Linked DNA regions of Homo sapiens: region 2 is linked to region 1. The links are chromatin contacts, found by Hi-C or POLR2A ChIA-PET in ENCODE. All regions are on one chromosome and are shown on one strand. Each heading gives the region's core, a stretch centred on a gene start or an enhancer-like site at or near the end of the contact. The rest is flanking DNA. Distances are from core to core; before and after follow the strand shown.

Region 1 (2,957 bases), core at 285-2,784:
TCATGCATCAAAGGGACACCATGAGAATGAAAAGGCAACCGAAAAATAGAAAATAATCACAAATTATATCTGATAAGTAATATCTAGAATATGTAAAGAACTTCAACTCAACAAAAATGACTCAATTAAAAAAATGGACAAAGGACTTGAATAGACATTTTTCTAAAGAAGATATACAAATGGCCAATAACACATGAATATAGCACTCAGCAGTGACAGTCATTAGGGAAATTCAAATCAAAATCACAACAAGATAACTTTTTCACCCCTCAGGATGACTATTATTAAAGAATAAGTGCTGATGAGGATGTGGAGAAATTGGAACTCTTGTGTACTGCTGGTGGGAATGTAAAATTGTGCAGCCACTATGGAAAACAGAATGGCAGTTTCTAAAAAGTTAAACATAGAATTACCATACGATCCAGCAATTCCACGTCCAGGTATATACTCAAAAGAATGGAAAGCAGAAATTTGTAGAGTTATTTGTACACCCATGTTTCATGGTAGCCAAAATTAACCATTTTCAAAAATACCCAAAAGGTGACAGCAACCTGAGTGGACAAACACAACGTGGTCTATATACACAATGCAATATTATACAGCCATAAAAAGGATGGAAGTTTGGACACTACAACATGGATGAACCTTGAAGACATCCTAACTAAAATAAGCCAGTCACGAAAAGACAAATACTGTGTGATTCTATTTATATGAGGTACCTAGAGTAGTCAAATGCATAGAGAAAGTAGAATGATGGTTACCAGGGGCTGGGGAGAAAATGGAATTATTTTTTAATGGGCCCGGAGTTTCAGTTGGGGAAGATGAAAAATCTCTGGAGGTGGATGTTGGGAATGATTGTACAATACTTGTGTACTTCATGCCACTGAATCATATACTGAAAATTACCATTGAAACTATTTTATGTGTATTTTTTAAAAAAGCCCTTTGTGAGGTGGCTCTTACCTCTCTCTCCTCTCACTGGGTCCCTGAGACCCACCCTTCGATCCGCCTTCCTGCCTCAGTGCCTCTGCTGTCACTGTTGCTGTCTGGAGCATCCTACCCGCCCCATACCACCTTTGCTGCTTGGTTCTTTGCTGCGGGCCATTCTGGAGTCAGCCCAGACACAGCCTCCCTCTCCTGGGAAGCTTTCTCTGCCCTCAGCCTGGTTTAAGGGTCCTTCTCTCCCTTCCCATAGCAGCCTGGCTCACCCCACGCCAGTACCTATCCCATCCAGGTGCCCCGTACAACTCTGGTATTTGGTGAATATTTGTACAGGTGAGAAACTGGCATCAGCAGAGTCTGATTGGGACAGGGAAGATGTGCTCCCGGTCTGGAGCCCAGCCCTGCCCTTCGGGGTGAACTGATTCATGGCAGTAGGTGATGAGTGGGTGACTCACGACCTCACGACTTCCTCTAAGCAGGTCCCCAGCCTATAGTATCTTTGTACTTGCCGTGTGGGGAGCTGGCCTTCACAAGCAGCTCCTCCTTGTTTGCTTTTCTGGTAAAAGCCTGGTTGTCAGCCCAGCCCCACCTCCCAGGCCTTAGCCACCAGCCTGCTCACCACATTCTTAATGATTTCATCCTTCCCGTCCTGCCTCTGCACTTTTAGCAGGTGGTAACAGAAGTCGAACAGGTCAAAGCGACGCTGCTGGCCCAGCAGGACAATGATGGAGCAACCAGCCCAGTTCAAGCCATCGCCGAAACACTGCCTGGGAGCAGGGGGAGGAAGCAGCTGGAGTGAGAGGTCGGGGGAGGAGGGCAGGGAGGGAGGGAGCCTCATCTTGGGCCAGGAGTACAGCTACTAAGCAGGCCTGTCTTTGGGCCAAGTCTCTTAACCTATAAAATGGGTACAAAGGAAGCTGTGAGGGTGGGTTCATTAGTTGCAGGGATGGTAGTTATGTCATAAGTCCTTCCGGCCACAAATTACATTTGCATCACTAATGTAAAAAAAAAAAAAATCAGCTCTAAAGACGCTCTGAATTTGCAAGGAAAAACCCACCCAGCTGTTGAGATGTATGTGGCTGATTACTCCGTGCAGGTCAAAGGAGAATCTGTCTTGACTCTCTAAAGGAGCTAAAAGAACACCTAGCAGGTGAGGGGCCATTTCAAACCAGGAGGCCAACTGGCCAGAAGCAGGCTGAAAGGGAAGGGACAGGCCATGGTGGGCAGATGCTGCTGGGGTTGAGGCTGAGTCCTTTTGGTTCTGACAAAGCTCCAACTCTCAAGAGGCCTGGCCCCCAACTCTCAAGAGACCTAGGCAATTTGGATGGCAGTAGAGTCATCCTTTGGCTGTCTCTTTTGTCCTCAAGCAGCAGCCCCAACCCGGGCAGGTGTCCCCAGTTCCCCATCACTGTACTGGAAGCCTACAGGCTAGCGCTGCTCTGAAACAGCTTCATCAACACCACTTTCTCCAGGAAGCCTCCTCTCCCCACCACGCCTTTTTCCTAGAGCTCTTGGCTGCTGGAGGGGAGGCCTTGTCTGCCTTTCCACTCTGTCCTAGACATGTAGCTGGGTGAGGGCAGGAAGAACTAGCTCTGCTGTCTGCTCTAAGGACTCCTAAAGGCTCCTCATTTTCCAGTAGTACAGTGTAGTGGGGGTGAGGCAGGCAGTGAGGGTCTTACTATCAAACCCTTACTGGGCTCTTTCTTGCCAATGCAGTCAGCTCAACACACTCAACAAAGTAGTTGTTGGCCAACCACCCCCACCCCCTGCCCACGTTTCTGGCTGAACTCTGGCAGCCCCATGACTTGCAGGAGCACAGGCAGGTTGGGGGTAACCCTGCCTTCTCTGGGGGGTACTCACTCAGCTGTGAACTCGTTGGTTCCCACAGGGATGCAGTACACGAACTGCATGGCGCTCCACAGCCGGTGGAACTCCACACACTCATCGACGTGCATGACGCCATTGGTGGGCGGTGGGCCCCGCCAGATGGGGTCCTGCAGGTAGCTCCGAATGCG
Region 2 (2,963 bases), core at 7-2,506, 200 kb before region 1:
AGATCAGCATTCTGTGTTGTAATGAGCCCTTCAGGGAATTTTGCTTTAAGCTTAGGTTTGAGAATCACTGCCCTTAACCACTCACTGTCTTTTCTGTTCAGGGCATTGTCTAACTCCAGGGAAACACAAGATTGTTTCACCTGCTGTTTACTGTTTGTGATTAATTAGGGGTCTGACATTTTATAACTCTGTAAAGTTGGATGTTAAATTACAGAAAACGAATAAATTGTCAATGATTTTTTTTTTTTTTTGTCCAGTAAAGCTGTAAACGATTATCGTCTGGTAGAGAAGATAACCCCAAAGAATGTAGTTTTATTGCCCTGTAGGTTATTAACCAGTTTGGATCTCAATCTTATTTTAGAGTTCCTTTTGTCTAGTTTTTCCTGTCCTTTTTTGAACCACCTTGGTGATCTTGCTGGTTCTCTGATTAGTTAATTAAAACCTGGAAAATGCTCACTATGTATTTTTATGATAATTAAATTTTTAACATTTTGAAAATATTTTGGACACAACTACAATCCAAATTATTTTTACAACACTGTGTTGGCCCACAGGTCACCAGCTCATGACCTCTCACAAAGAGGATTCCAGCTGCCTTATTATCCATACAGAAAACATCCTTGACCATTTGCTCCTATTATTCTTAATTTCACCTCCCGCTCTCTCCCTCTTGTCACATGAGGCCATTTGCCTTTCCCCAAACACTAAACACTTCCCATCTCTGTACTTTTGTTCATATGCACTTTTCTGCTTCAAGGCTCAACTTCAAAACCCCTCCTTCATGAAGCCTCCTACGATCCTTGTTTATATCCAATCTCTCTTTTTCTGGGCTTTTCCAATCCTTAGCTTCCGTTCCAGGAAAACACTTGTTTTCTCTTACCATATGTAAAATCAAGTTTGGACTGTCTCCTAGCAATGCTTTTCAGACTTTAAGTAGCAGCCAAATCACCTTGGGTTTTTTTTTTTTTTTTTTTTTTGGATCTTATTAAAATGCAGCTTCTGATTCAAGAGGTCTGGGTGGGAACTGACAGTCTGCATTTCTAATAGGCTCCAGGTTCTGCTGATGCTGCTGGTCTGTGGACCACACTTGGGCTAGTGAGGCTCTAGAAGGCAGGGGCTCTTACCCAGGAACCTCTGTTTCCAGGGCAAGTCATAGCGCTTTGCATAGAGCTGAATGAAAAATTCATGGACCCAGATGTCCTTTGGGTGTGGCTATAAATGCAAAAGGTTGTTGCTCTGAAATCTGTATCCCCACGTCATCTCCGTGGGAGAAAACTCCCATGCTAGGGTTCTATCTTTTTTTCCTCCTTTTCCCTCTTGGAATTGTGTCCTGGCTGTGTGACCTTGGGGAAGTTGTTTACCCCTAAAATGCCAATTTTCTCTTCTGTGAAATGGGATCCTAACACCCAGTTCACATGGCTTTTTGAATGGATCAAAGAAGATAATGGAGTGAAATGTCTGCAAAAGGTTGGTGTAACCTCTAAATCCCACCAGGGCTTTATCTAGAAAGGGGAAAAAGCACCTAGGGAAGGGTGGCTGCTAGCTGAGGAGGGGAAACAGCTGCAGGAAGCTGGCTCCTATGATACATTTTGCATCATTATCTATTAAAAATATTTGACTTCCGGTTTCTAGTCCTGCATGAAAGGAGCTTAGAAGTCACCACTCGGTCGTAACAACAAGTAAAAAGCTTGATGAACTGAAAAATCAGCTCTTCTCATGTCCAGTGGAGAAGTGAGGTTATATGGCAAGCTGCTGCCCACAAAATTGGAGAAACAGATAGATACAGAGTATCATAACATCAGAGCAGAAACCCACCAGCAGGAACCTCCTGGGAGGTGCTGGGGGAAGAAAACTGGAACTGTAATTGACAAACTGCTAAAGACTCCGCTAATTTTTGTTATTTTTAGCAGAGACAGGGCTTTACCATGTTGGCCAGGCTGGTCTTAACTCCTGACCTTAGATGATCCATCTGCCTTGGCCTCCCAAAGTGCTGGGATTACAGGCATGAGCCACCATGCCCAACCAACTGAAAAACATTTTAAATATGATTAATATGCTGAGGGCTTTAATGGAAAAAGAGACAACATGCAAGAACAGATAGATAATGTAAACAGAGAGGAGGGAATTCTAAGAATTAAAAAGAAATGTTAGAGATTAAAATCACTGTTACAGAAATGAAGAATCTATGATGGGCTCATGAGTAGACTGAACATGGCTAAGAAAAAAACCTCTGAGCCTGAGGATGTGAGAATAGAAATTTGCAAAACTGAATAACAAAGAGAAGAAAAGACTGAAAAAATAAAACAGAATACCCAGTAATTGTGAGACAAGTACAAAAGGTACAGATACACACAATGAAAATACCAGAAGGAGAAGAAAAAGAGAAAGGAGCAGAAGCAATAGTGAATTTCCCTAGATTAATGCCAGACACCAAACCACAGATCCAAAAAGCTCAGAGAACACCAGGCAGGATATATGCCAAGTAAACAAACAAACAAACAAAAAACAGGGACACCTAGTCACACACGAGGAATATGTTAAAATGAACAAACAAACGAAAAACTACACCTAGTCATATCATAATAAAACTTCTGAAAATCAAACACAAAGGCAAAATCTTGAAAGAAACCAGGGGGAAAAAAACACCTTATTTAAGGAAGAGCAAAAAATTGGAGCTAGCTTTTCAGAAACCATACAAGCAAGAAGAGAATTGAGTGTAATATTTAAAGTGTTAAGAGAAAATCCCACCAATCCAGAATTCTGTACACCATGGTACAGAATTCTTCAAAAACAAAGGAGAGGCCGAGCACAGTGGCTCACGCCTGTAATCCCAGCACTTTGGGAGGCCGAGGTGGGTGGATTACCTGAGGTCATGAGTTCAAGATCAGCCTTGCCAAAGTGGTGAAACAGCATCTCTACTAAAAAAAAAAAAAAAAATTACCCAGGAGTGGTGGTGCACACCT

The links. A loop is a pair of places that touch in the nucleus more often than their neighbours do. ChIA-PET counts read pairs that join two places held with the same protein, here RNA polymerase II (POLR2A). Pooled maps may share reads with other maps.
Region 2: a pooled map shows a loop between it and region 1 (4-fold over the local background). The contact joins two enhancer-like sites. A Hi-C loop is called at or near these places in 1 of 168 maps with a recorded cell type or tissue (PC-3) and 5 of 50 pooled maps. POLR2A ChIA-PET finds 5 or more read pairs at or near these places in 4 of 52 experiments (A673, HEK293, WTC11 and 1 more).

The regions. Positions count from the first base shown.
Region 1 is chr5:157,389,273-157,392,229 of GRCh38, reverse strand. It overlaps CYFIP2 (cytoplasmic FMR1 interacting protein 2), which reads right to left. Exons shown (of 31, transcript NM_001037333.3): 29 at 2,803-2,957; 30 at 1,562-1,709. All of the region lies in intron 1 of NIPAL4-DT (NIPAL4 divergent transcript), which reads left to right. Among named protein-coding and RNA genes, the nearest start is that of FNDC9, 45 kb to the right of the region's middle. RefSeq lists an enhancer at 984-2,183. Within about 2 kb of position 1,534, at least 13 of the 41 ENCODE cell types and tissues checked have a DNase peak (open chromatin) inside an H3K27ac peak, as active enhancers do.
Region 2 is chr5:157,591,449-157,594,411 of GRCh38, reverse strand. No RefSeq gene overlaps it. Among named protein-coding and RNA genes, the nearest start is that of ADAM19, 17 kb to the right of the region's middle. RefSeq lists a silencer at 1-9. Within about 2 kb of position 1,256, at least 5 of the 41 ENCODE cell types and tissues checked have a DNase peak (open chromatin) inside an H3K27ac peak, as active enhancers do.